Linked DNA regions of Homo sapiens: region 1 is linked to region 2. A link is a loop called in an ENCODE intact Hi-C map of the cell type or tissue named here. Cell type or tissue: endothelial cell of umbilical vein. All regions are shown on one strand. Links, peaks and the distances in the headings refer to the core of each region. The heading gives the core; the rest is flanking DNA.

Region 1 (15,750 bases), core at 6,486-8,985, 80 kb before region 2:
CAGGAGGAGCTGCAGCTGCAGTGGTTTGGGTCAGATTCTGTTGTACAGCTTGAGATAAATGGAAGAAAATTAGGAGGAAAAATTACATAAATTGCAACTGAGGTGGTAAACTCATTTGACACATATTCATTTAAACCAAAGGTGCAGCACATTCACATAGTTCGAGAATAAATGTGGATATTTGTTACACAAGTGGGCGTCTAAATTCCACGCACAAGGCAAGAAGGGAGGATCTGTATTTCTAGCATCTTAACTGTCGTTGTGGACTTTTTCTCAGAACAATTAATTTTCCTTGCCACTCTGTTTTATCTGACTAAGGTGCTTGCTCAGGCTCTGTCCCCATGAGTATGTGCTGTCCCACTACAGTCCCTATAAGGTAAACTCCCCTCATGTCTGTAATCCCAGCACTTTGGGAGGTCGAGGCAGGCAGATCAGTAGGTCAGGAGATCGAGACCATCCTGGCTAAACCCCGTATGTACTAAAAATACAAAAATTAGCTGGGCGTGGTGGTTGGTGCCTGTAATCCCAGCTACTTGGGAGGCTGAGGTAGGAGAATCACTTGAACCCGGGAGACGGAGGTTGCAATGAGCCAAGATTGCGCCACTGCACTCCAGCTGGGCAACAGAGCAAGACTCCATCTCAAACAAACAAACAAAAAAAAGATAAACTCCCACTTAGGTTTGTCTTTATAACTTAGGGGAGAAGAGTCAACATTTATTGAGCACTTGCTTTCTGCCTGGTTTTGTATGAGATACTTCTGAAACATGAATTCCTCTAAAGCTTACAGCAACCTTCAAGACAGCTAAAATCATTCTCATTTGAAACCTGCTCTATTTTGTTCAAAAGATAACTACCAATATACAGTTTTAGAAGTGTAACCAATTCTTGATATTTTCTAGCGGATGTTGGCCATTGTGCCAGTTAATTTCTGTCTATTTCAGGAATATATATTCACCCATATGTAAGCCTTCATCATCACAAAGATTCGAATTGGTGTGTCTCATTTCTTATTGTTGCCTAAAACACAGCCAATAGCCATGGTTTATGACAAGCTATGTTGCCTTGAATATTAACTTCCCCTGCATAATTTTTTTCTTAATGGTCATTTTTTCTTACTGTTGTGAAATAATACCTGCCAATGTCTACTTAGCACAGAAACCAAAACATTAGGTCTGTGATTTATCCAAAATTAACACACATACCATGGATGGTTGTATCGATGGACGACATCCTGACTCAGGGCCTGAGAAGACTGATGTTTATAGCCAAGGCTGTGTCCCAGGGAGATCCGCATAATTGGTTTCTAAAATATCCATACTGCAGGATGAGAGTTACCAGGGAAATCTAATCCCTTTTTCACCTCCCCTGCAACCTGGGAACATTAACAAGGAAGTGGAGCCGAGGAGAAATCCTGGGGCACCTGTTGCCTCTGAGTGCCACAGGAAAGGGCCAGCTAATTCAGTTTGAGGTCTAATTACGCTCAGGCTCTAGGGCTTTCAGCTGTTGTTAGTTTGGATGCCAATTAAGATCTTATTTCCTCCTTCATAAGAGAAGTCTTCTGAGGAAATGGCAGTTTTATTTCTTTTCAAGGTGGCACGTCTCCCTTATTGACCCTTTGTTTTATTGTGAGCCACTTAATACACTGTTAGCTGAAAGGGAATTAGGCTCAATCCTACACGTAAGTAAAATAAAACAATATTCCTTCTGTAGAGCTGCAGTCTACCTGTTAGACCTAAAACCAAACAACACAAATGCGAAGTGAAATGAGAATAAAACTAGCCTGCTCACATTCACATAGTATTTTATTGTTTCCAAAGAAAATGTAGGATTATTAAACCTAGAGAATGTAAAATAAGAGAAGACTGTGGAGGTTTGAGGTTTTGTTTTGTTTTGTCTTATTGTTTCTTTGTCCAATAAAGTGTTTGAGAGGGGTCAGGGATAGTGGCTGCAATGGTTAGTTAGGCTCTATCTAAACTAAACATCGATTTTTGACAATATGGGGGAAAGACAACATTTTCTGAAAGAAGGAACATCTCACTGTCACTAATGAGAACAATATATAATAGTTCAATAAAGCCACTACTTTTTTAATGAAGGTAATAGTCTACCTTTGAATTCTTTTATGTTAAAGATATTTTTATTGAACTTAGTTTTTTAAATGCATTTGGCTCGGATAATGTTATATTTTCTGGTCCAATCTGGATGGTTCTTCTTTTCTTTCATTATAATGTGAGTTTCAGTCTTCTTACTGCGTGCACGTATTCTGATCCTGGATTTACACTCTCAGCAGAAAAATTTCAGGCCCCATTTCTGCCTTACCCGGAAAAGAGAAACTCTTGTTCCCTCAGGACTACTAGGGAGAAAACTTAAGACATTCTCAACACTCAACTTCTTGGAAACTGAAGCAACTTACTTGATAGGCAAGACTAGGCCCTGGGTGGGTCTAGTCATATTATTTAAATCAATGTGAGATACAGTTTTGCCCCCTTCATGGGATCCATTTGCCCGCAAAACTATTTTCTTGTCTCTGCCTCCACCTTCCTCCATTCTTTTTACCAACCTGGAGAGGCCCAGCTCCCTTGTGGAGCCACCGTTTCTGTGGCTGGGATGTCTAGATTCCAATCAGAAAAATAAAAGACACCCTAATTTAACAGAGGCTTTAATAGAAAGAATGCATTACACAAGTGTCAGAAGACAAAGATGCCAAATAGAACTGATAATACAACAGTCAGAAAACATCATTAATATAATGTTCCCCTCCAGGCTGAAAGGATAAAAGAAGTATGCTGGAACCTGAGGGCAGCTACAACTGTGGTAATCCTGTCTGGCTTGGCAGACGAGAGACACACAGCCCCTACCAGATATGTCTCCGAGACAGACAGAGAAAAACACCCTCAGGTCTTTCCTTCCATGCTCTAATCTTTGAGACTTCCAATGACCAAAGCAGTCAGCATCAGACGAAAGGGAGTACAGAAGGGCCTGGAAAATCAGAAGTTTTCCTTGAGATTTAGAAGAAATCAGAAATATTCAGAAGAAATTCAGTTATGCAAAGTTTAAATGTTTAAATACCCTCCATCAACTCTGCTAAAATGGCTATTTCCTGCCAGTGGTCTCTGATAAATTTCTATTGCCTGTTACATGCTGTCTGACAACGTTTTTTAAAACTATTTCCATAATTCTACATTTTTGTCTCTCTTTGAACTTTCAATTATCTCTATGTATTTTCGCTAAGCTATACAAAGATTTTAGCAGAAATATTAATTTCTAGATTGGGTCTTAGAAGAAAAAAAAACTAAATTCTTCAATTGGAGAGAAATAAGCAAATTTCTTACTAAGGATAAAAATTAAATTGTTAACCAGTATTGGTAAGACTACTCCCTATTCTTATCCCATTCCTGCACTCGTTTTCTGAGATATAAACTCTGAGATGAAGTAGCTTGCCTCTCCTCTATTTTAGAACTAAATCAGACTGAAAGCACACAAATATCCCAAAGCAATTGAAATAAGCAAAGATTCCATATATTTCATGCAATAAGAAAAGGCTATGACAAGCCCCAAGGACCTGCACAATGGCTCTGCAAGCTCACCAAAGACCCATTTTCCTCCTATATTTTTGATTTTTCTATATTCTTGCTGCAAAATGGCTGCTCTATCTGTAAACATTGTATCCACATTTTAAGCAGAAAGAAGGTGGAAGGGTATAGGAAAAAGAGAAAATTGCATCTATTCCTTTTCAAAGGCTCTTCAGAAGGATTGTTCATTTACATATATCCTTGGGAAGACCAGACTAGAGTGCATGACTGTGAGAAGGAAAATTAATAGTTTTGGCTGAGCACTTTTCTACCTTGCTCAAAGCAAGTTCCACTAGCTGGAAATAAAGGGGATTGAGATCATCTGGACAAGTGTCAGTATCTGATACAGTCCATTCTTTGGTCTATCCAACATCCATACCTGCACTTTTCCCATCCATACACATCCTTAAAACACGCTTCCTAACTCCCCCAGGGAAATGACCACAAAGTCTCACCCACCCCAAAGTCTAGCATTTCTGTGAATTATACGGTCCTCTGCCTAAGGTAAGATGTGTCTCTTAACCATCTGATAATCAATTGGCACAAGATACCCATCATACAATAATGGAGAAGAAACAAGATAATCTCTTGGTCTGGATGGGTAGAAAGGGCAACACAGCAGTTCCTGGAACATAGCACAAGTCAAGACCATCTGAAAAGGAATAGTAAGTACCTTGCCCTAACAGAGAGGTGAGTCTCTTGGTTTTATCTATGGGACATTTTTCTCCTTTGTTGCTCTTCATGACCCAACAGCTCTGCCTTCTGGGTGGATTGCCCACATTAAATTTCTCCATGAACAGAGTGGGGTGGGCCCCAGGGAGAATATCCTTCCTGGAAGATGTACCATTTTGCAGCCCACTTCTATGGTACAAATTTAGGGCATTACGGGATTTCTCAGTGGATGATGAAAAAGGTTGTTGATGCTCTGTTTGGAGTTGGCAATGCGCTTTTCTCAGACAACACGGAATTCATGTCTATCTACTTCCTATTAATTCTACATGGAGTAACTGTAGCCAAAGTTGTCTAGGCATATTCATCAGATCATTGTACTATTTAATCTCAGCAGCAGTTCTCTGTGGTCTATCCTTATCCCTCCCTTAAATTATGGGCTGTGTTCTGAGGCAATTCAAAACAATAGTATCTAGAGAAATAACAACATCCTTGATCACGACCTGGTGGAAAATTTTCTCTCTTTGTCTTGCAGATTCTAATTGAGAGGTGTTTGAAAAAGGCCTAAGACCCCAAAATTATCTACTACTAAAATGGTTGCTTTTCAGCTACAGCATTTGCAAGTTTCAGTTTAGGATATAAAAACTGGCTTTTTAAATCATGTAGTCTGGATTTAGAAACTCATGCTAGGTAATAGTTTAACTAGATTTGACAGTCTGATTTAGGCTTGATAGATAAGAAATATTTAAAAATGTGTGAATTTGAAAATGAGTGGAGAAAAGTGAAGCCCAGAACTGGTGTATTTTCTTCATAATTGGATTATATAGCAGTCACAGGATGCAAAACTATTATTTATCTGTTTCCTCTATCCCTAATTTAATGTCTGTAAGTATCTGAATTTAAGAAACACAAATTCTAAAGATCTAATGTACAACACAAAGGCTAAAGTTAATAGAATTGTATTGTATTAGGGATTTTTGCAAACAAATAGGTTGTTTTCACAAAAAGTAACTGAGGTGATAGATATATTAATCTGCTTCACTACTATGACCATTTTACTAATGTATCCCAAAACGTCATATTGCAAACCTCAAATATATGCAATAAAGTGTATTAAAATTTTAAAAACAAACAAACAGAAAATCAGTCTCAGTCAACACAGATTTTGGACTGCAGGTAGAGAATAACCCAGAAACTCTCCCTGTCTCTATTTGAAGGCTGACAGTACTACACCAAGCTCATGCTTCTTCACTGGGAGGACTTTACCGAAGGTGGCATGCAGCAGCCAACATAGCCATACCTTCTGTATTTCCTACCAGTTATCCTCACTCTGTAGTTACAGTTGGTGCTTGGTTGTATGTGCCCAAATATCACAAACTACAGTTTCCAAAAATGTTTTTATTGACCAAAATTGATCTCAGGTTTCTAAGCTGGGAAGGTTGCATCCTCAATTCCCACTGTCTTTCTCCTCCCCTCTACTAATTCCAAAATCTAAGCTTGTTATTTTCGTTAACAAGTGGTAAATGAAAGCATGCTTAAAACAGCAAGACCTTTATTTTATTTGTAACCTACAAGGAGAATGAAGATGAGCAGTCCGGATCTGAAAAGGGACCTCTGCAGTGTTCCCTAAGACTCTATCGCCTTCCCATTCCACCACACTTCCAGTGGGACTCTTCTTCACATGACTGCGAGGCAGGACAGCATCTTATGCTATCACAATTTTACTCAAATGAAAGAGATGAGGGATAACAGTGAAGAAATGAAAGAGGCAATGGACTCAAGAAACAGGCCAAATAAAATGTTTTTTGGGGGAGCTTAGCCGAGAGGTGACCCCTGGAAGCATCTGCTTATATCCACTCAGCCAACGTGAGGTGGGGTGACTGTTCCCACTCGTAAGGGGTTTACTATCAGGAAACAATTTTGATCGGCACATTAATGTCTCAAAATTGAAGTTGTCTTTATATAATATCTGATTATTAAAATCTTTCATCATACAGAAAAGTTGGAAAATGATGCGCTGAAAACTCAAATACACCCCACGTGGGTTCTACAGCAGACGTGTGCTCTATTTGCGTTATCACTTATCTGCCTTTTTATGAGCCATTAATCAATTCTGTTTTTTGATGCATTTCAAAATATGTTGCATATTCCTGTATATGCCACCCCTAAACACTTCAGAATCTGTATCATTAACTACAATTAAATATTTTATGCTGATTTAAGTAAAATTTACGTTGTGTGAAATGAACCAAACTTAAATGTACCTTCATTAAAAGTTAGCAGATGCACACATTTGTGTAACCAAAGCTCAAGTTTCAGAGCACTGCTGTCACTTCACAAAGTAGCCATGGAACCCTCCCAGTCAATGCTCACCCCATTTCCCCACTCTTCTGACTGTTTAAAGAAAGACTCGTTTCGCCTGTCTTAGCACTTTCTATGAATGGAACCCTACAGCGTATATGCTTCTGTGTCTGGTTTCTTTTTCTCAGCAGATGGGTTTTGTGTACCTGTACTCAGCCTTTGTTGTTTCTGAGCAGTCTTCCACTATAGAAACACTCTACAGTGTATTCATCCATTCTCCAGTTGATTGACACCTGGGCCATTTTCAGGTTTTGGCTATTTTGAATGAAGCTGCTTTAAACATTCATGTACAAGTAATTTTGTGAATGTATGCTTCATTTCCTTTGAGGAAATGTCTGGGTGTAGAACTGCTGGGTCATAATGTAAGTGTATGTTTATTTTTCTAAGAAAATGCTAGACATTTTTCCAAAGTGGTTATACAACTTATACTCTCACTAAAAATATATGAGAGTTCTGGTTGTTTCATAGCCTTGCAATCATTTGTTGTTGTGAGTCTTTTTAATTTAAGCAATTCTGATGGCCACATAGTGCTATCTCATAGTGATTTCAGTTTACATTTCCCTATTGAATAATGATGTTTCATATCTTGTTATAGCTTACTATTTGTATGTCTTCTTTGTGAACACAGAGATGTATGTCCATTATTTTATTTTATATAAGATAAAATAAAGAGTTGTATTTAATTTTTGACTTGTAGGAATTATTTACATGTTTTGGATATAAGTTTTTTTAATCATTCATATATGTAAATACTAGGTAGTTGTTATTCAAAGACAAATAAAATATATCCTAGTCCCTAAATCAAATAAGTTTGAAATATAGACTGAGTGAACTTGATTAATGATTCATATCCTTTCTCTTGAACATATTTTGGGAAACATTTTCTACCCTAAAGCAGAAGGCTTATCATGGAGTCATGAAATTGTAAGCTGGGATAGCCTATGAGTTTCCTAGGCCGCTGTAACAAAGTACCACAAGCTGAGTGGCTTAAACAACAGGAATGTATTGTTTCACAGTTCCGGAGGCTAGAAGTCCAAGAGCAAAGTGTTGACAGGGCTGTGCTTCCTTTGGAGGTGCTAGGGAAGGAAGGATCAGTTCCATGCCACTCTCCTAGCTCCTAGTGATTTGCTAGTAACCTCTGGTGTTCCTTGACTTATAGACGTGTCACCCCAATTTTTGCCTTCACGTTCACATGCATTATTCCTGTGTGGGTCTCTGCATCAAAATCTTTCCTTTTGATAAGAACTCGGTCATATTGGATTAGGGTAAACACTAATGGCTATATATTAACTAATTACGTCTGCAAAGACCCTATGTCCAAATAAGGTCACCTGCGTAGCCTAGGTCCTCAGTGTGAAGACATCAATATCTTTTTGGGGGAGACAATGCAACCCATAACAGATAGGCTCTTCAAAGTGGATTTTTGAAGATTTCTTGGCTCATGTTTGACCCCTCTGGGACATCACTGCCAATATTTCTATTAGCCTCTGCTCCATTGTCCCTGATGATGAAGGCAGAGCTGCCCCACACCAGTTCCTCTATGGGAAAGCTGACAGGAAGAAGATCCTGTGTCTAAATGAATGATCATTTGTCTTGTCACCCTCTTGTGTTCCACGCCTCTACCTACACTACAGGCAGAAGACTGGGTTTTGTGGGGGGTCCTCCTATAGGGATGTCATTGAAGATAGGAGCACTTCCAAACTTAAGTAAAGCTTTCATTTTAGGTGAGAACAGCTAATACATTACTTCTTTGGCTGTCTGTGTATTTTAGATAATCAAACTCTGGGCTTACTTTTAATACATAACAGGAATTTTCTAACATGAGTGTTAATAAGTTACTTTTATAACTCCCTTGTCAGCAACAGCTTCATTTATTGGCACAGACCACTTGCAGTAATGCATGGGTTTAAGAAACGCTAGGAAAAGTGATGCATAGTTTTGATACTTAACAATGTTATTTGAATCATTTGTCCTAGTGTCTATAAGTAATATGGTGGGCAATCAGGATCCAGTGCTTAGCTTTAGCAACATGGCCAAACTGCCATAAGGCCATATATACCCATATAACCATGAGGAGATTAATCTGAAAACACAGGGGTTATTTTCTTCAACAAAACAAGAGCAAATAACATTTGCTCTCCACAGCAGAACAGTGTCATTAAATAGTGTCGTCATGAGGCTAAGCTTAATGCGCTGTCACTGGACAAGATTAAGGAATGAGCATGAACAGTCCATGATCTAATCCATATTTGAGTAAAGTCATAAAAAAGAGAGTAAAATATGGAGGAGAAAGCATGGGGGATAGGTAATAGACCAGGAAACATAACGAAATAAGGGTACTTTTGGAAAACAATTATTCTTATGGTGTAATGTTTGTTAAAAGCTTCTATATATCATTATTTCATCCTAAATCCAGTGTGTCGTCAATGCCATTATTTATGACACAAATAAGTCTCTATATGAAGATGCATCTTCTTCCAAAAGATTCTTCCAGGTTGACTTCAGCCATCAGAGATGGCTGCATTTCCAGTAAACTCTTAATAACTCCTTTTAACAAGAGACTAGAGTCTTTTCTCTGATGAAATATGTGTATGTTAAAACAGAGTTCTTGCATGTATTCCCCCGCCATTTTGCATGCCAGACTTTAATTTGATGATATAGCCCCACAAAAGACAAAAACCCCAAAACAAAGAAACAATAATAAAATAATAGCTACAATAATAATGAAAAATAAAAGGCACATATGATTATTTAAAAAAACAATGTAGCCCACAATTAATTTTTCTAAATACAATTTACACTCAGTCACTAACAATCTGAGCATTTGTTGTATCATCTGGTTGGCAAGTGCTGCTGGATGAACAGCTGAAAGCGGACAAAAGGCTCTTCCAGCGCAGCTTGCCTGGGTTCTGAGGGATGTGGAGCACCTCCTGTCACTCAACAGAGAGTTTGCCTTGTGAATATGTAGGAGGAATGTCAGGGAGAAGGTGCAGCTAGAAATAGAAGACTGAGAGGCCTGGTACAATGTGATCAGTGTGAATGATTCCTGACAAGGTCCTTCAATGCACCAGAAGTCCAAGTGAGCTATCCCTAGGGGCGATCAGCCTACAGAGGATGTTCTTTTGTTAAGGCAAGGCCACTTTTCATAACCCAGGTGAATTCAGCTCCAGTGAGGCATGGATGACTCACCCTTTCTCCTGCCTCCTCCACTTCTCCAGCTCAGGAGGAAACTGCCTGAAGCCTGCACAAAGCCTTGCCGGTGAAAAGGCCTTGCATGTTTGCCTCTCTCCTTCTCCCCACCCTCTCTGGGACTAAGAGAAATGCCGTCTGTAAGGAACTGTCTTCCCACCAGAATGAAATTCTCTTCCAAAGAACAAATAGAAATGTAGAAATATTTTCCAGTTGAAGATATAAATCGAAAAATACCAAAGATGTCTTCCCTAGTGAAGGCAATATCACTAACCATCTACTCATTCCTGGTATTTCCTAGATTTCTCACTGGGAATTTTTTAAGTCATAGAATGTGTCCTGTTGGTGGTTAAGATTTAAAGAACAATCAGTTCAGCCTTTAAAAATGAATATCTAACTTTGTCTTCATATTGGATGATTTGAGATGTTACTTTAAAATATATTAATTCCTAGCATCCACTCCAGAAATTTGGATTAGTTCCCTCTGAGATGGAGGATGGTATGTTTTTTAAATCTTCCCATCTAATTCACTATCAAGTGAAATTTGAGAACCACTGATCTATTATTTATTTATTTTTTATTTTTATTTCATTTTATTTCATTTTATTTTTGAGACAGAGTCTTGCTCTGTTGCCCAGGCTGGAGTGCCGTGGCACGATCTGGGCTCACTGCAAGCTCCGCCTCCCAGGTTCACGCCATTCTCCTGCCTCAGCCTCCTGAGTAGCTGGGACTACAGGCACCTGCCACCACGCCTGGCTAATTTTTGTATTTTTAGTAGAGATGGGGTTTCACCGTGTTAGCCAGGATGGCCTCCATCTCCTGACCTCTTGATCTGCCCAGCTTGGCCTCCCAAAGTGTTGAGATTACAGGTGTGAGCCACTGCGCCCAGCCCCACTATTGATCTATTATATCCAAATTCTAATTTTTCTAATTACAGAAAAACATTCTCATTAATTATTAACCAGGACTCTACAATCTTTTCTTTTGAAAATCACAAAGAAAACATGTCCTAAGTCACTCTATAAGGCCAGCATTATGCTAATACCCAAATCAGATAAAGGCATTAAAAGAAAACTGCAGACAAAATGACTTTTATGAATATTGCTGCAAAAACCCTCAACAAAATATTAACAAACCAAATTCAACAACATATAAAAATAATTATATAGCACTACCAAGCAAGATTTGGTATACAAAGGTATACAAAGATGGCTCAACAGTAAAAAAAAAATCAATGGAATTCACCATATTAATAGGATGAAGAAGAAAAATCATGTAATCATTTCAATTGATAGTAAAAATAATTTGAGAAAATCAAACACCTATTTATCATTAAAAATTCTCAGAAAATGAATAATAAAAGGGAACTTGAAGAACTACAAAACCTATATTCAACGTCATACTTAATGATGAGGGACTAGATAGTTTCTCACTAAAATCAGAAATAAGGACAAAATATCTTGTCTCAGCACTAGTGCCTGCAAATATACAAAAGTCTATTGCTTTCCTATATATTGGAAATGACCAATTTGAATTTGAAACTTAAAAATTTGGTGCCATTTGCAGTAGCACCGGAAAATGAAATACTTGAGTATAAATATAACAAAATATATGCAAGAACAGTACTCATAAAACTACAACTCATTAATGAAATAAATCAAAGAATATCTAAATAGAAGATATCCTGTGTTCATGGATTGGAATTTTCAATATGGTTAAGATGTCACTATTTCCCAAATTGAACTATAGTGTCTATGAAATCCCAATCAAAATTCAGCAAGCTATTTTCTAGATGTCAACAAATTGATAGGCAAGGACCTGGAACAATCCACACATACTGAAGAATAGCAATTTAGGGGATTTCACCACCCTATTTAAAGACATTGGAATGCCATAGTAACGAAGATAGTGGGGTATTGGTGAAGAAATACACACATAGTCCAGCAAAAATCCACATAAATAAATTGGTGATTTTTCACAAAAGCACAAAGACATTTCAATTGAGAAAGTCTAGGGTTTTGTTTTTGTTTTTGTTTTTGTTTTAGTGAATGGTTCTGGTACATTTCAATGCTTATGTGAATAAAAAGTTGAACCTAGACACAAAACTTAAACTTTAAACACAAATGTAACTCAACATGGATCATAGAACTAATGTAAAATGCAAGACTATAAAACTAGAAGAAAACACAGGAGAAAATATATGAAAGACTGGGTTTGGTTATGAGCTTCATTATAACATCAAAATCAATGCACATTAAATAAAAAATTAATAAGCTAGTTTTTTCTTTTTCTTTTTCTTTTTTTTTTTTTTTCTATTTGAGACAGGGTCTCACTCTATCCCCCAGGCTGGAGTGCAGTGGCAGGATCACGATTCTTTGCAAACTCAACCTCCCAGGCTCAAGCAATTATTCCGTCTCAGCCTCCCAAGCAGCTAGGACTACAGGCTTGCACCATGACCCTCGGCTAATTTCTGTATTTTCTGTAGAGATGGGGTTTTGTCATGTTGCCAAGGCTGGTCTTGAACTCCTGGGCTTAAACAATCCGCCTGCCTCAGCCTCCCAAAGTTCTGGGCCTACACGTGTGACCCACTGTGTCTGGTGAGCTGGATATTATTAAAATTAAAAACTTTTGTTTAGGTAAAGACACTGTTTAGATAATGAAAAGGCAAGAAAAAAACAAACAAATTAAAGGCTTGGAGAAAATATTTGCAAAACACATTTGACAAAGGTGATGTTTTTAAGATATATAAAAAAATTCAAACTAAATAAAACAGTAATAACTTAATAAAAACTCAGAACAAAAACTCAATTATAAATTAGGTGAGGATTTGAATGAGCACCTCACAAAGAAGGTATACAGATGGCAAGCATAAGAAATTATGTCTAAAATTATTTGTCATTAGGGAAATACAAATTAAAACAGTAATAGAAGACACATCTATTAGCTTGGTTAAAATTAAAAAACAACACCAATTGCTGATAAAGATGCAGAACAACAGGAATTCTCATTCATTGTGGATGAGAATACAAAAAGGTACATTTTGGAAGAGAGTTCGGCAGCTTTTTACAAAGCTAAACATAGTCTTGCCATACAATCCAGCAATCAATCACACGCCTAGGTATTTACCAACTGATTTGAAAACTTATGTTCACACAATACCATGCACATGAATGTTTATAGCAGCTTTATAATTGCTCCAAACTGGAAGCAACCAAGATATTCTTAAGCAAATGAATAAACAAACTCTGGCACACCCTCACTATAAACTACTATTTAGCAATAAACAAAAATACTATCAAGGCACACAAAGATATGGGTGAATCTTATCTGCATTTTGCCAAATGAAAGCAGCTAGTTTATGATTGTATATATAAATGATTCCATTTCCAAGGCATTCTGAAAAAGGAAAAACTATAGGGGTGATAAAAAGATTAGCAATTGCCAAGGGTTAGTGGGTAGGGAGGATTAATATGTGAAGCCCAGGGAATTTTATAGAACAGTGAAAATATTCACTGTATGAACCTGTAATGGTGGCTACATGGCATTAGGCATATGTCAAAACCCATAGAACTTTATAGTGCAAAGATTCAACATTAATGTATACAACTTAAGAAAAATTAGGATGTTGGGGCCATCCAAGTGTGGAATGTAGCCTGTGACAAAAACAGTTTAACTGTATTATAAATATATGAAAATACCTCACTGAAGGGGTTTAAAAACAAGCAAAGTTCTTGAATAGACATTTCCACAAACAAGACAGTCAAATGGCTAATAAGCACATGAAAAGATGTTCAGCATTCCTAATCACCAGGGGAATGCAAATCAAAACTCCTATGAGATTCTACTTCACAATCATTAGAATGTCTACTATCCACAACAACAAAAACCCAGGAAATAACGAGTGCTGGCAAAGATTTGGAGTAGCCTTATGCACACATAGTGAGAATGTAAGATGGTGCAACCCCTGTGAAATATGTATGGCAGTTACTAAAAAAAAAAAAAAAAATAGAATTACCATAGGATCCAGCAATTCCACTTCTGGATATACACCCCAAAGGATGGAAAGCAGGGCCTCAATGATATGTTTGCACACCCATGTTTATAGCAGCAATATTCACAATAACTAAAACATGGAAGCAACCCAAGTGTCCATTGAGGGACGAATAGATAAGCAGAATGTGCTATCCACATGCAATGCATATTATTCAGCCTTAAAAAGGAAGTAAATTCTGACACATGCTACAAAACAGATGAAATGTGAGGACATAATGCTAAGTGAAATAAGCCAATCTAAATAAGCCAATATAAAATGACAAATATTGTATAATTTCACTGGTTTGTGGTACTTAGAAAGTCAAAATCATAGAGACAGAAAGTAGAATGGCAGTTGCCAGGAGCTGCAGGGAGTGGATAATGTTGAATGGGTTATGGTAATGTCAGTGTTCAATGGGTCCAAAATTTCAGTTTCACATGAAGAAAAGTGTTCTGGATGTGGATGATGCTGATGATTGTACAGTCTTATAAATGTATTAATAACAATGAACTCTACACTTAAAAATGGTTTATATGTAAATTTTATGTCATGTGTATTTTACCAAAATGAAAAATATGGAAAAAAAAGTGATACCGAGAAACATATTTTTAAGAATGCAGAACAATTAAAAATGAAAGAACATAAAGATATACTGTATAGATAATTATCAAAGAAATATGAAATAAAAATAGATTTACTAATATCAGGAAAAAGATTTTAAGCAAAGAAACATGAATAGGAATAAAAAAGTGTATTTCACAGTGATAAAGAGGTCAATCCAATAGGAAGTTAACACAATCCAAAATCTGTGAAAATCTATACATAGATTCAAAGAATTTATGCATAGTTTCTTAAAAACCTAGAAAAAAAGTAAATAAAAGATAAAATCCAAGGAAGAAAATGATAATAAAAAACAAAAAAGTCAATGGGATAGAATATATACATAAAATAGAGGAAATAAAGCTAAAATTGGCTCTTTGAAAAGATTATTTCAACTAAGCCCCAGGTGATATACATCAAGGAAAAAGAGAAAAGAAATTATAAAATTCCAGAATGAATAAGGATACATCATTAGAGACCCCAAATAAATAGAATTATATCTTCCTGAGTAGTAAGAATGCTTGGAATATGCAGTTCTAGGCTTAATTCACTTCTTTAGTAATTTCAGGACATCTGGCCTCTCTTTCTTGGCTGCAAGGGAGCTGCTGCAGCTTCAGGCATTCCTTCCTCAAGGAATTGTGATCAGAAGCATTAAACGGAATTGAGATTTTCTCTTCACCTACTCTATATTATCAAAGAAAATTATTTCCTAGAATTAAACTAATAGACATAATTCATATGCCATTGGTTGGAACTAGGGTTACACGTCTTCTATTGGAGGGACTTTAAAACCTATACTATGGCATCAAAGTTCCCTACTTCTATTTTAAAATTTTTTTATAATCAGTAATGAAGAGGGGTGATATCTTTTGGGGAAGCTGACAAAATTCTCTGCCACATTTAGCATTTTCTCAGATGCATGAGTAAATAAATTCTTTCTTTTGCAAAAGCTAATGTTGAATGACATTTGCATCCAGCATGGTGCAGGCTAATACAAACTGGACCCTACTTATCCATTAATATCTATCCTTGGGAATCAAAATAATGAATGTTCTAGTTACAAACAATTCAGTCATTAAAAATATTCATCTTTCACTGCCAACCATTCCTATATGTGCTGCTATACATTTTTATAGATAATAAAACTATTTATTTTTCAATATTTTATAATGCAAAGGTAAGTTTTTTGCTCTGCAATACAGATATATAAAGTAGATGGGTATATTCTACAAATAAAATAGTAAGTAAAATGCAATTTTATTCAAGAAGTAGTTCTAGTTGACAATCATCAATCAGATATTGTTCATGGCTTTGCTATGTGAGAAA
Region 2 (15,750 bases), core at 6,855-9,354:
TATATAACATATTCAGCAGTGTCTAGGGTACATCCTTTCATCAAACACATTAATATTTCTCATATTCGTAAGTGAGACAAGTCAAAGATATAACTTATCTCACAAAAATTCAGTTCAGGTTTTGCTGACCACATGAATCATAAAAATTTCTGTGAGCTCAGAATTTTTAGGGTTTCTTAATTTTGAGTGAGAGATTGTGGATCTGTAATCAGTGGAGACAAAGATGCGGGGAAAGAGAAAGTCCTGTATGACGTGTAACGTGCCTGCTGGTCAACCTTCTCCAGGGGAAAAATCGTTGATATAGAAATACCTTCTGATTCAACCGGTCTTCCAGGTGTGTATCCTCCAAGATAGAATAAATAGTGTATACATCCATAAAGACCCTTGTTTTAGCATTGTCTCTGTGTATTGGTGGAATGCTATAATAAAATACCATAGATTGGGAGGCTTAAACAACAAACATTTATTTCTCACAGTTCAAGAAACTGGGAAGTCCAAGATCAAGGTGGAAGTCAGGCAAGATTGATGTTGAGGCCTCCCCTCTTGTCCTGGCAGCTACCATCTTGATATGTGCACATATTCAAGGGCAGAGAGAAGGAGAGGGAGAGCACGTGCTCTGTGTAGGTGTGATTAATTGGATAACTACCCTATGCCTGACACTTTACATGTCCACTGTTTCACCTAAATTTCTTCTTAACCCAGTTTTACAAGCAAGACTCCTACAGAGAGAGAAGCTAACCTGGCCTGTAGATATCAAACTGGGATTTGAACCTCAGCTGTAGAATTACAAAACCCATCTTTTCTGAGCTATGATCAAATGAACCACCTCTACGGCCTCTGTTTTCTTCAAAACCATCTGGTAAGGATATGAGAGAAAAATGTTTCATCCTTAGTAATCAATTATCTACATTTTAAAATATTAATATGATGAAAAATATAAGATAATTTAAAATGTGAATGTTCACATTTTATGTGCTATTATGTTTCTGTATTTAGAAGGTAATAAATACAGTTGTAAGTAGCAAATGTAGTAGTAGTAGTAATAGCAGTTGCAGTTGTAATACTATTACTACTATTATAGTAGTAGTAATAACAGTAATAGCTGACCCTTATTGAAGGCTCTCTATGTGCCAGGCACTACTTGAAACACTTTACATGTAATAACTCATTTATATTTAAAATAACCCTATAAGGCAAGTATTATAACTATCTTTATTTTACAGGCAATGAATCAGAAGCAAAAGTTTTAATTTTCCCCGTCTTATATGTAGAAAATAGTAAACCCAGAAGTCTGGTTGGAGGCTGTAATAATTATCTCTCAAGAGTCTTATTTAACAAAAGAATCTAATACACCAAGAAGAAGGCAAAAGCTTCTAGCTAAGAGATGAAGAGAAAGGATTAAAAAAAAATAAAGCCTGTTTCTGGGCATGGAGACTGCCCCTACCTATTTGGGGACTTATATTACATAAAGGATAACTCTTAATTATTTTTATTTGTAAAAGGAGAGTGGGAATAATAATAAGATGTCTAAACAACTAATTTTTAGAAAAAAGTTTGGCAAAGAAATATAAGCATCAGGAGCTTGATGCGGGGACTCATTATTGTGGTCCCAGACCAAGCACTTAACGTCTCTTTGATTGTTTATTTTTAAGTTATGCAGCCACTAAGTTTTGGGATAGGGTGTTAGGCACAAAAACCTAACTAATGCAAATATCCTACTAAAATCTCTCACAAAGCAGTTTTAGGTTTAGGATCCATAAATATGAAAACATTAATTGTACTTTTAGTGTGTGGGAATTATGCTATAATTGAGGGATCAGATGAAGTAAAAATATGTCCCCAGAAAGTTAATACTTAAATAAGGAGAGACACATGCCTAAGTAAATACAATACTGAAGAGTCAGTGGGACTCAGTGTGTGAGTACATGCTTGTAGTTTGGGTTAAGATTATGAGAGAGATAATTGGTCAGGCGCGGTGGCTCACGCCTGTAATCCCAGCACTTTGGGAGGCCAAGGTGGGTGAATCACAAGGTCAGGAGTTCGAGACCAGCCTGGCCAAAGAGATGGTCACAACATCCTTTGTGGCTGCAGACATTAGGACAAGGTGATGTTTAAGCTCACCCAAGTGAGCTGATGTTAAAATACGAGGAGGGAAAGGATTATGTATTACATGTAAGAGAGAGAGCCAAAATAAGAGCAAGAAAAGTTCGAGGAAAGGCAGTCCATCAGTCTGGTTTGGTATAATAGCAGAGTATACGTATGCCCTTGCGATGGAAAAGGCTGCGCAGAAACAGGCAACATCACTGGAGGCTTCACACGCCCTTCATTTTCTAAAAGGCTGTAGGTAGGTATGTAGACATTCTAATAAAACTTCTTCAAAAAGACAAAGCTTGCTTCTGGCAGGATGAACTAAGACAGTCAACACTGAAGACAGTAGGATTCATAAAGTAAAGCACAGAAGAAAAGAATGAAAGAAGAAGTAAATCTTGCAATGGAAGAATGGAAAGAATCTGGCCCCAGATTTGATCCAAGTGTCACGGTTCATGCTTCAATCTGGGTAATTAAAACACATTCTGCCTGTAATCCCAGCTGCTCCGGAGGCTGAGGCAGGAAAATTGCTTGAACCCAGGAGGCTGAGCTAACAGTAAGCTGAGATGGCGTCACTGCACTCCAGCCTGGGCGACACAGCAGGACTCTGTCACACACACACACACACACACACACATACACAAACACCCACAATTCTGAATGCGGTAGAGAGGGTTTGAAGGAGAAGGATGTACAGCAAACTGTGTTTAACACAAACTGGATTAAAGAATAATTTCTTTTGTCTGATTGTTTGATAAAGGATAATGACATTAAAAATAAAAGGGCCAATTATCCAACTGTCAGAAGGGCTTAAAGCTGCCCTGGAGAGAAGTCACAAGGTCAACTCCACACCCAAACTTCCGTATTTGCTATTGCTGTTAGTGTTGAATGCCCATTGCAAAGTCCAATAATGATTGAATACGTGATTTTTGTAAAATTTTATTCCAATATATTTTATCTTTTGTTGTGATATAATGAAGAATGCAGGAAATTATTCAGCTGAAGTATTCATTTGTGTACTGTGTATTCAGCAAAACTTGGGAAAAAGAATAATTGTACTCACAGGATCCAAATTTTACTATAATCCTGCAATGAACAAGAGGAGTTTATAGCAGATGTCCAGGAATGAAAATGACAACCCAGAGGGTGAGGCACAAAGCCCCTACATTCATGGTTCTAAATGGGGAGGCAGGTAGAAAACGAAAAGAGAAGGGGAATGGGTTGGAATCACCTTGGTCTTTGCAGATTCACTAAGAGATGAGACTGATTAATCCATATGCATTTTAAAGCATGTGTGTGATGGGTCATATCTTCTAATAATTTTGTAAGCAGCAGGGCCTTATCTGAAAATGGTCATTCTGTTCCTATGTCTAGTGAGGGAAGAGCTCTCAGGAAAAAGTCAGCAAGACAAACAGGACGGGGCAGGTGCTGCGGCCAAGCAGAACATCAGAAAATGTGGGCACAGGGGGTGTCTAACTTTGGCATAATGGGGGGTACTCTGCAGGACAGCTGGCCCCAGGGCCGGCCTCACCCATGAGGTGAGGGGCAGCCTCTGAGCCTCGTGCCAGGCATTGGCCCCTGGTGTGAGGAGCTCAAGATGCTCCCACTGGACTGTAACCCCTTCTCCAGAATGGGGGGTGCTGAGTTCCTGAAGGCAGGAGGGATGAAGGGCAGCTCCAGGACACAGGGCTGGGCAGGGGCCAAAGGATCCCATCACAGCCTGTGCTCTTCCTGCCCTCCACATAGAATTTATTTCTTAAAAATCTTCACCACGTATCTTCATGGTAAATCTGGGGCAAAGCTTTAAAAGCATACAGTAAGCATTTATAATTTATGGCTTTCCATTTCAAATTCCATTTTTATATTGTATTTCTTGACCAGCAGCACTGGTCAAAAGTTTCTTTTTCACTTTCTCTCCTTCCTTACCTCTCTCTCCCTCCTTGTCTTCCTTCCTCCCTTCCTCTCTTCCTTTCTTTCATTTTTTTCTTGGCATTTTAGCAGTTAAAGAAAAAAATAATAAATTAAATGCCACATTCAGAGTTATATATCTTGGCAAAAATAGATGGCTGTTTAAGCACACTAGCAATGTGCAATAAACCATTCCATGTTAGTAAGCTGAAAGTGTTGCCATGTGCCTGAATATTTTGTTCTTGCATAGATGCAGATATAAGAAATGAAAAGCTTCTAGGCATTCAGCTCAAAATCTAAGAACACTAGACCAAGAGCTTGAAAAACATCAAGAAATACACACGAGATTTTAGTCTTCCCTCATTTTATTTTATGAGTACTTAAATATTTGAGAGTGATGTAAGTCTTTCCAGAAAAGGCTGAGCAGTGTGCAGTATGTCCCAGAATTTTTATTTTTATTTATTTATTTATTCATTTATTTTGAGATGGAGTTTCACTCTTGTCACTCAGGCTGGAGTGCAATGGCATGATCTCGGCTCACTGCAACCTCTGCCTCCCAGGTTGAAGCAATTCTTCCGCCTCCAGCCTCCCAGGTAGCTGGGATTACAGGTGCCTGACACCACACCCAGCTAATTTTTGTATTTTTAGTAGAGACAGGGTTTCACCATGTTGGCCAGGCTGGTCTCGAACTCCTGACCTCAGGTGATCTGCCCACTGCAGCCTCCCAAAGTGATGCGATTACAGGCATGAGCCACTGCACCTGGCCAGTATGTCACATAATTAAGTGGGGTACATATTGCAATGAGTGTTGCACTCCCCCTTTATCTGAGGGAGATACATTTCCAGACCCCCAGAGGATTCCTGAAATTGCAGACAATACCAAACCCCACTGCTGCCATTAAGAATGCATTTCTGTTCATGTCTGCCACTTACAAATGTAATGTCTCTCCCACCTTAACTAAGCACTTTTCACACACTGGGACCACAACTTTCGCAGTTTGAAGTGCAACAGTAAAACCCAGCATAAATTTCTTCTTTCTTCACATTTTCACAGATAGATGATTCTTTTTGAACATAAAGCATAGCAATATTTTCTTTCCTAATTAAGTTGAGAACTTTCACCTCTTCACTTAAAGCAAGCACTTCAAGTCTTCTCTTTGACATACCCAATGACAAGCATAGCCATTTTTGTGCTTTGGGGCACAAAATTAAGTCAAATGAAGGTGACTTGAATACAAGTGCTGTGCCGTGACAGTTGATACTCAGGCAGCTACTAAATGACAGTCAGTGTAAACAGTGTGGATCCACTGGACAAAGGGAGGAGCCACATCCCAGGTGGGACACAGTGGGATGGGTCACGATTCCATCACGATGCTCAGAAAAACATGCAATTTAACACGTATTAATTCTTAACTTCTGGAATTTTCCATTTAATATTTTCAGACTGTGTTTGGGCAGGAGTAACTGAGACCCTGGAAAGTGAAACTGTGGGTGAGGGGGCACTACTGAATCTTGAAGTGCGCTTTGTCCCTCCAGACAATCACGATGCACCAAGCCTTCACTCTCCTTTCACCTGCGACATTGTCATCTAGTTATATATTAGAATATGCTGAAGAGACACTTTTTCTCTTAATTGCTTCCAAACAATTGCAGTAATTTGCCCAATTAAAAAGGGGGAGGGTTACGTGGAACCTTTGAATGCTCCTTCCCCAGAAGGGCTGTTCCGCCCTCCAGGGGTTCTAGTAGCCACAGAGAGCAGCCGTGAGTTAGGTCACCTCTGCCCTGATTATTGCATGTCCTCAGAGAAGCATGAAGAGCTTTGATGTCTTGAAGCATGTTTGGTGAATTTTGTTCTTTAAGTGAGGAGCAGAAGCCATTTTAGCTGGAAGGGAACAGTGATCTATCTTTTGAAAGAGGAGAAATGATGCGTCCTCCATCCAATTACACACTGTCAGCAACAAGGCAGCTCATACCTGCTGCAAAGAGGACAGAGAGAGCATGTGCTGGAAGCGACAGGTGGCTCCATCCTCCCCCGCTTTACCCAACCTCTCCTGGAATACAGAGTGGGATATTGGACACCTTCCATCACAAAGTGGCCTTCTTCTCAGGTCCTCTTCCTCTCGACACCCCGGGTGGTCAATGTAGAATCACTGGGGTGAAGGGGTGAAGCTGGGGGCTGTGGGGCTGGACGGAGATAGAACAACCCTCTGGTCAGGTCACTCACCAAGGCAGTGAAAATGTAGTTCAACGAAGCTGCAAGGAGTGCCAGGGGGTTGGAATAAATCCTCCTCTATCACCAGAGGGCTGGACGTGGTCTATTGTCTGGAGGTCTCTGGAGTTTAGCTGCCTCGTTTCCAAATGGGAAGAAAAACCCTCCCAGGCTACCTCACAGAGAAGTTGAAGATCAAGGGCATGGCATAATTTTGTAATGAGTACCAAGTTCTAGAATGTGCAAGGTATTTCCATCAAGTTGCTTTTAAAAGCGTGGGCATGGGGCTCAAGGATGTGTTGTAGTTGGTGCGTGTCAGTTTGCTAGATCCATGCATTTATGATTATTGGTGGGAGAGCCAAGGCGCCTGCTGTGGCTGTGCAGAGTAGGTTCTACCAGAACTCAGAATGCGGCCAACCCTGGCCTCATGACACCCCCTTTCTACGTGCGAGGAGGCAGCTCGGGTTCTGTCCTGAGGAGACCGTCCTGTGATACTGTCCACGGTGGTCACACTGTCTTCCTCATCACAGGCTCTCAACCTCGAAAGCTATAAGCACACCTGTCTCAGTGGCACATGCTCACGATGCTTTCATCTTGAAAATCTGCGGTTGGCTTCCTATTTAAATCACAATATTGTAACTACCTCCTGTAGGCTCAAGGGAACTTCCCACTGCCATTAGCACTCTTTTCCTAGGACAAAGGTCTGAGCAGGGCCCTGCCCTTCAGTGGCTCCCATCTGTGTCTGTTTACCTCCTGTACCTGCCAGCCTGCTCCTGAATTCACAGCAACATTAGGCTGCATTCAGTTCCATTCTTGCTCCCGGGTTCCTGAGCCTTCGTGCTTGATGGTCTCCTTCATTAGATTCATGTCCTTTCTCCACCCTGCAACATTTGCCTATCCAACCATTGTTTTGACTTCAAAATCCAGTGCAGACACTGCCACTCTTCTGCTCAGCTCATATGATGTCTCCTCCAGGACTCATTCTGACAGTTGTCCACTACCCTGACACACACACCCCCCCGAGTTAAACCCTTCTTTCTTCTATAAAGTGATTTCTTCATTTGCTCCATGCACTGTGCCATGATATATTCTCTTTTTATGTCTCCAACTCCCACTCTTAAGTTTTCAATTTTAAAATGTTCTTTGTTTTGTTTTTCAGAGCTTTTGCCTGTTGTATCTTTGAACCCTGATCACCTGGAATGCCTGCAACAAAAACACATTCAGCAAATGCTAGGGAAACACAATTTAATTAAAAAGGAGAAAATGAAAGCAATCAGTAAATGCTTTTCTAGCTCCTATAAGATGCTAATCAGAATTTCATGAACTATGAACTTATCACTTATTATTATTCCTAGCCTCTTAGAAGTCATAGCATACAACCCATTCAACCTACAATCTACCCTTAGCCTGCCCCATCAGCCTAGACTATGCAAGCTGGCAGATGCACAAGGCACTGGGCACTTGTTGTGGGCACTAGTATCTCCAATTGGTTTTGGTGCCAAGATAATACCAGCAGGTGTTTCCTGAATATGCCTTGGGGGCCAAGTGCCTACCAGCTGTATGTCCTAAACCCAGGTAGTGAGAGCTTTCTGTCCACGTCGCTATCTTCCTTGACTCTCCACTGGGATAAAAGCTGAGCCGAGGCCTTAGCCTGGATAGCTCCTACAAGACCTCTCTGCTCAAGATATGGGGGAAATTTTATTCATTTCCCCATTTTCTACTGGTGATCTTGTTCCAAACCGAATGGCGTGCTGTAACCCCAGCTTTGCCCCCACTTGACTCAGATCAACCCTGGACGACCCAGACAGTGACTCCCACTGGTAAGCCTCCCACACAAGAACATCACGTCTTTAAATCCCCAAGTTTTTGGACAATAATGCTCAGTCCAGACCACACCCTGGGACAAAAGCCTGAGTTACTTTTGGGCAGGTGCCCTGCTGCAATTCCAAATTGTCCTGATTTTCTCAGTTCTGTTTCAGACTCACTGTTAGAATATTAACATCCCTCACAGTTAAAGGTACAGATTTGTGATGACAACAAGGAAGTAAGATGTAGGTCTTGAACTGAAAGGACATTCTGAGTCACTGCAGAAATGACTTAGAAGAATGGAACAATAGAACACATGTTAAAACAACATAAGTGGGGGTATAGAAAAGAAAGGGATGATCAGGAGCCAAGGGGCCCAAGGGGTCATGGAAGTCTTGTTGAAGGAAGCCTCATAAGGCCACAGATCAGGCATTTCAAAAGCAAATTCTTTCAAAAGGACCAAGCATCCAATGTGTCTAATGGCCTGATTTATGGAAATGGAAAGTCTAGAAGAGTCCAGATTCTGTCTTGTACCAAAGAGTGCTTTCTCAATGTGGAAGGACCTCAAATTCAATGAAACAAAGTCAAACACATATGCAAGTCCACTAAATTATTATCAGGGCCTCCCTGGGACTTCAGGTGACCCATTTGGAATGCCCAATCTACAAAAGGGAAAAGAAGGCACATACTGCCAGAAGGAATGGTCTGACAAGGGCAGAAAGGAAGGGTGAACATGGCACATAGATGCGTGAGCACAGTCAGGAATTGAAACATCATAGGACAAGTGGGATGTAGACAATTTTTAAGAAATCTGAATGATGGCCAAGATAATTCAGAATGCTCTCATAAGAAATATGAAGTCAAATGAGTTTCCAGGACAGGTGACGAGCAAAATAGATATGCTCCACAAATGCCCCACAAATAACATGCTCCACAAATAGCATGCATAATGATAGAATTATTCTATAAAAGGACAGAAAATAAATACTTTAACTTTCTAAGAGATTCTGTTCATTTTAGATGTTAAGATTTTTGTAGCTTCTAAGCATATTAATGATTTGAATTCTTTACTGTGAGTAACTTTTGTAGTGGAATTTCTCATGTAGATGATTTAATGTAGGACAATAGGATAATTCAAATAAAATTATAATTTAAAAAATGAAAGAATCAACAATACAGTAATATAAATATATAGTAAATATTCGATATTTGTAATACTTATGGATTTTTTTTTCTTGCTGTTTAGGCTTCTACAGTCTTGCTGTGGTTTAATTTCCTAAAGAAAACCTGGATAAATAACCTAAGATAATATTTTAATTCATGGGAAGTGGTGTCAGCAGCAAAGATTTGTCTTGGCGTCCAGCCTAGTCCATTTTATTGGTGATTTCCCTTCTTCATCTACAAAGATAAAATTAATTTTTAATGTGTGCTGGGAGGTATGCTTTTGCTCCTCTCTTTTCTCGCTCTAATTCCTCTAAAACATGGATTAAGTGTCATTGAGTTAAATTACCCGACTCAAATCTACTGACAAGATATTTCCTATATTAACTGTAAAATAAGTTAAAAACATGTAAAGATAAAGAAGTATGGGGTCCAGAAAATTTCAGCAGGATAGGAAGGTGAACTCTTAAGTGAGGTGGCAGCTTTCACTTTTAAACTGAGCTCCGGTATTAAAGGGACTTCTCTCCCCCAAGTGTATGTGTGTGAAATGCCATTTGGAGGCCACTAGGAGGTCAGGATGTCATCGGCTGAGAAAGGCTTCTCTGCAGCTTTACTCCAAATGGAAAACCATCAAGGTCGAGCTCTCACCCCTTTCTCCTCATGAAGGGATGGGAAGGGTACACTTCCCCTTCTTCTTTTGGAGGGCAGGGTTACACCCTGAAAGGCCAGAAAAGGGCTTCTGAAGCTGCTTATTTATGAAATGCACTATTACCTGAAAAATACATTACAATATGAAAGTAATTGTACCATAGTAGACAGACATACATTTAAAGAAGTAACCCAAACATAAGCTCTATTGGTTTTTCAGCATTTGGCCCATATGCTAAGACATCATCAGACTTATTAGTCATCGGTACCATCTGACGAATGTGTTGTGCTTGAGAGAATGATCATCATTTTTGTTTTAACCTATCCTCAAACAAAACCTGAAGATTATTTTTAATGGGAAATTGTGTTGTTAGGTATATGAAAAAATTATAGCATCAGATAGACCTGGATTCTAATTTTGTGTGCCCAGTATAAGCCACACAATTGCAGTGGAGTTGTCCTCACTGAGCACCTGTTTGTCAGACCTTGGGTACAGGAAGTTTAGTAATAAAGACACGAGATGCCTGCCCTCAAGAGCTTACAGTAAACCAAGATAAGGCAGTTAGATGTGGTGGCAACAGGCACGACTAACACTAAAAGAGAGGGATGATGCCCAGCTCGTTGGGTTTATGTGAAAGAAGTGCCTGGCTCTGTCCGTCAGGATTCAATCAAGAAAGGAGAACTCTTCCAGGCATTTAAAGCAGAAAAAAAATTCATAAGTGATTTGGGTGCTTACATAGAAATAGTGAAGTCTGAAGAAATGAAAGCCGAAGCGACCACCTCCCTGACTTACAGGTTTATGGATACACTGAGGTTTAGAGAGTCTGAATTGCACCCATTACTCAGAGGTCCAGAAACAGCTGGAAGCTTCTAGTTTCAGGTTTCTCTGTAGATTCGAGTGGAGGACTGGCAGGGAATGAACGGCTTCTGCCCCCTCTGCCCTCCAGAACTCAGGGAATCAAATCTCATGGCCAGACCAGTACATAGATTTTACCCAGCGTCCCAGAGGAGGAAAGATAATTTGCCTCTTGGTGTTCTAACTCGCTGAACTTCAGGGAGCAGAGCATGCTAAAGCCAAGTAGGAAAGATGGCCCATCAGTCACTCCAATAGCCTGAAGCCCTGAGTTACGCACATTTGGACATATAGAAGTGTGTTTCAGAGGAAGAAAAAAGCACACTCAGGTACTTGGGGACAGAAAATAAACCATAGTAGAAATAGTTAATTTTCTTTCTTTTGTTTGTTTGTTTGCTTGCTTGTTTGTTTTGAGACAGAGTCTCGCTCTGTTGCCCAGGCTCACTGCAACCTCCGCCTCCCAGGTTTAAGCGATTCTCCTGCCTCAGCCTCCCGAGTAGCTGGGTTTACAGGCACGTGCCACCATGCCTGCTTGATTTTTGTATTTTTTAGTAGAGACAGGGTTTCACCATGTTGGCCAGGAGGGACTCGAACTCCTGACTTCAGGTGATCCACCCACCTCGGACTCCCAAAGTGTTGGGATTACAGTCGTGAGCCACCGTGCCCGACCAATTTTCTACCAAAATCAACTGTTCTTATTTATTTATTTAAGTTCATGGGTACATGTTGAGGTTTGTAATATACGTGAACTTGTGTCATGGTGGTTTGTTGTACTGATTATTTTTCACCCAGGTATTAACCGTAGTACTCATTAGTTATTGTTCCCGATCCTCTTCCTCCTCCCAAACTCCACCCTCAAGTGGGCCCCAGTGTCTGTTTTTCCCCTCTATGTGCCCAAGTGTTCTCATCATTTAGCTCCCACTTGTAAGTGAAAACGTGGTATTTTTCTGTTCCTGAGTTAGTTTATTAAGGGTAATGGCCTCCAGCTCCATCCATGTTCCCACAAAGAACATGATCTCATTCTTTTTTATGGCTGCGTAGTATTCTATGGTACATACCTACCACATTTCCTTTATCCAGTCTACCACTGAGGGGCATTTAGGTTGACTTTATGTCTTTCCTATTGTGAATAGTGCTGCAATGAACATACGTGTGCATGTGTCTTTATGAAAGAATGATTTCTATTCCTTTGGGTATACACCCAGTAATTTCTTTCTAAAGAAACATATAATATGAAGAGCAGTGTTGAGCACACAGGCAGGTTCTCTCCCGTGGAGGGTGAGCCATGGGGATGTGTGTACTTTGGTAACGGCTGTTAAGAAAGTAAATGTGCCTTTTCCATGGAAACTTTCTCTGTTGCTGGGTGTTCTCATAGTGGTGACCAAATATCGGCACTGCTTTTAAAATAGCTGAGAGAAGGGGCAGGGAGGGGGTAAAGTAAGTTGGTAGAAAAGGGGCCATGTCGGGAAGAAGAGTAAATTCATTTGCGGAGGAAATAAAACACATGTGTGTGTGCATGCGTGCGTGTCTCTGTGTGTGTGTGTGTGTGCGTGTGTGTCTCTGTGTGTGTGTGCATGTGTGTCTGTGTGTGTGTGTGCATGTGTGTCTCTGTGTGTGTGTGCATGTGTGTCTGTGTGTGTGTGTGCATGTGTGTCTCTGTGTGTGTGTGTCTCTGTGTGTGTGTGCATGTGTGTCTCTGTGTGTGTGTATGTATGTCTCTGTGTGTCTCTGTGTGTCTGTGTGTCTGTGTGTCTGTGTGTCTCTGCGTGTGTGTCTGTGTGTGTGTGTGTCTGTGTGTGTCTCTGTGTGTCTGTGTGTGTGTATGTGTGTGTGCATGTGTGTTTCTGTGTGTGTGTTGCAAGGCATGAGTAAGAGTTAAGGAACTGGACTGAAAGTGGGGACTCCTCTATTACCTTGTTGACTTTGAATTTCTGAGCGTTGTAGCTCGGATGCGGAGATTGCTTACACAGGGGCAGTCCTTGCTCTGAAGACATTGCTGGTGATTACACTTTGAGAAATCAATGGAGTCCTGTGTTCTGAGATTTTAGCCTAGAATAGAATGTCTCTTTAAATCTTGTATGAACAGAAGAAGTCACCAGTGGGAAAAGCAGAGAGCTCCCTGTTAGCCAGGCCCATCCAGAATTTAGAAGCAGAGAAACAGTCTCTATGCATTGCTTATGAAACATACTTTTCTTGACTCTCAAATTTGGTGAAAACAAATTCGTTCTATGATTCCACTGCATAAAAAGTATGCCTTTTTCTTAAAATACAACTTAGATATTACAGGACACGTATGAAAATGTTTACAAAGGGTTGCTCCTCTGCAGAAATCCCCAGATAATAATAAAAAAGAAATATTAATGAATAGTTAATTTTAATTAATTTATTTCATCCATAATTTTAATGCATGTAAATAATTATGCTACATGTCATGTAAGGAAAAACAAATGAAAAATAAAATTTCCATCACCACAGAGACTCCAATATTTAGTGAGATAAAAATGCAAATACCGAAAATGTGCTGCAGTATATGATCAGTTTCAAAAGAGACGTATTAAAGGAGAAAGGCAAGGCTCACACTTGGATCTCCATCTGGCAGATGCAGGAACAGAGGATCCAATTGTCATATCTGAATGATGTGCCCAAATGCACTCGGCCAAGGAGTGAAGGTCTGGGAATCAGACACTGCACATCCAGTTTGCTTTCAACCGTACCAATGAGGAAGTTGTCAGCACTTAGATTAGAAATTCAGATTGCTGTCAGATCACTGAAGGCTTGGATGAGGACAAAAAAAAAAAAAAAAAAGATGGATTCCATAGGCTAATGAAGGTTTATTTTCAGCAGTAGAATGGCATCATTTAAATAGTATTTTTTAAAAGTCTGGGTGGATAACAAGATGCAGGACAGATTCAGAAATGTAAAGATTGAAAGCAGGGAGAGCACTAAGAGATTATTCATTGAGACTGAGAAGTCCTTAACAATAGTAATGTTATTACAATGACAGTGGTTGAAGGACCTGTTGGGGACTTTCCTAGCCTCCATGACTGACCATGGTTACTGCAACCTAAATGAAATCATGACTACCCTCTTGGCATCAGTGGCCTTTTGTGATTGTAGCTTGGTAAAGACTGCAAAATAGTTCCTTTGGCTCTTCTGTGCCTAAAATTTATTTTCTGAATGTTTTATTCTTCATCCTTGATAGTTAGATTTAGGATACATATAAAATAGGTATTTTCATTTCTATTAAAAAAAAATCTTCCAAAAGAGAATATGACACACTTTCATTATGACGCATACTATTCAGAATTTCATTCCCCTTTTTGGCATATGAGGCAATTATAGACATAACCATACTTGATGAATAAATAAACACAAAGACTTTATTATTTCTTTAAAGTGCTGTTATGCATATCATCATCACACCTAGAGAAAACTGTAATAATTATCCTTGAAACATTAGCTTCACTTTTCATTTTTACTGGGAAATTATACCCTAAAACTATGGTTTGTAACCTATAGCGAATTAAAAATATTAATAAAGGCCAATTTATACTCAAAGAACATTTTAATATGCTTTCAGGTACATACCTTATTATGTAATTTATTATTTTAAATTTAGTGATGGTCCCTATTTCTTCTGTGAGGAAAACAGCAACCTGTGTTTCCTCCTCAAAGCGTCATATCCTGAGTTTGATTGCCGCTACTGACCTGCAAACACCTTCTATCTCATTATATCCATAAGTTTGTTTTAATACCTTCACTCCTGCTAATTACCTGGATCATTCTATACCATTCCCTATAGGGAAATCTGCTGAAGTTTGGATTTTAAAATACTAATTAAAAAATTCATTAGTGTGTAAATTAATTTCCTCTCTTTGTGTTTTCCTCTCCCTCTTGATAGCCATCAGAGTTGGAGAAGCAATCTCGTTGTTCCTACACAGAGATCCAGAACTTGCTTTAATTACTCTGCCTGGGGTCCCAAATCAGTCAGCAGTGCCAGGGAGTAAACTTGAACACAAGGAAATCTCACTCAGGCAGCTCTTGGGGCCAGGTGAACATTTTATGATGATCTCTTCAACAGTATGAATATTTCAGCACTGTGTCTTCTGCAGACACCTCTGCTGGTGTTTCTCCTATTTGAAAATACTCTTCTCTGAGATGTAATGGTAAAGAGCCACACATTAATCAGGTCAACACAAGCAAGGGAAAGTGGACACTTGGAATAATTAGCAACAGAATTCAGGTTCTCCAAAATGATATTCTGGTACTAACACTACACAAATAATCTCCACAGATGTGGCTGCTTTTAGATCAGGCTGCTTGGAGAATTCTTGCAGTAGTAGAGAGTGGGCAGAAGATAAACTACAATTTAATCTCTGATGGACACCAGTTCATGAAATAATTAGCTTTATATACTTAGCAACCACTTAACATGACTGGAAAAATGTTTATTGTTAACAGTAACATCAGGGTCTAATTTACTTATCATTATTTCTCTTGGGCCCTTAGAAAGACTACATCCATCAAAATGGTGAAAAAGAAGGATGGCTAGAGTTTTGCATTTTTTTTAATTTACAATAAACCATCTATCAAATATCAACCTAAATAGTGAAGAACAGTGTTTGGAAATTAGTGGAAATTCAGATTATTTTCAGTTCCTGTCACTTATTAAAAGCTGTGTCATCAAATGCTGTTCCTAAAAGTTAGCCATTAAATATTCTTTGAACCAACAATTTGCATTCTCTTACCATAGTAACAAACATATTTGTCACCATTTGTCACCACTAGACTGGAGAAAATGTCTAATTCATATTTATATCCTCAGAGATTTGCACAACTGCCCGTCATGTTTCCGATTCTCTGTAAACATTTATAGAATGAATGCCGGTATAAACATTTATCAGCCCACTAAGATCCTGTCAAATATTCTTCCAGAGAAGTCATTCTGTTTCTGAAAATCCAAGAAAAAGACTCAGGATCAGCTCTCCCCACTAAAATATACATGTGGGTGTGTGGCACATGCTTAAAATGGCATTCAAATCGAATGGCGCTCAAAAATATGTAACTCTTTAATTTT

The links. Peaks named below come from ENCODE experiments on the same cell type or tissue, not always from the same donor. Only the 100,000 strongest peaks of a DNase experiment are listed, where the experiment ranks them.
Region 1: a loop joins it to region 2, with 5 times the contacts of the local background. A loop is called at or near these places in 2 of 110 quality-filtered maps.

The regions. Positions count from the first base shown.
Region 1 is chr2:4,493,576-4,509,325 of GRCh38, reverse strand. No RefSeq gene overlaps it. Among named protein-coding and RNA genes, the nearest start is that of LINC01249, 150 kb to the left of the region's middle. In endothelial cell of umbilical vein, for the core only: no CTCF peak of the experiment used is centred there; DNase peaks (open chromatin) are centred at 6,895 and 7,575; H3K27ac peaks cover 2,092 bases.
Region 2 is chr2:4,414,208-4,429,957 of GRCh38, reverse strand. No RefSeq gene overlaps it. Among named protein-coding and RNA genes, the nearest start is that of LINC01249, 230 kb to the left of the region's middle. In endothelial cell of umbilical vein, for the core only: no CTCF peak of the experiment used is centred there; a DNase peak (open chromatin) is centred at 8,357; H3K27ac peaks cover 1,196 bases.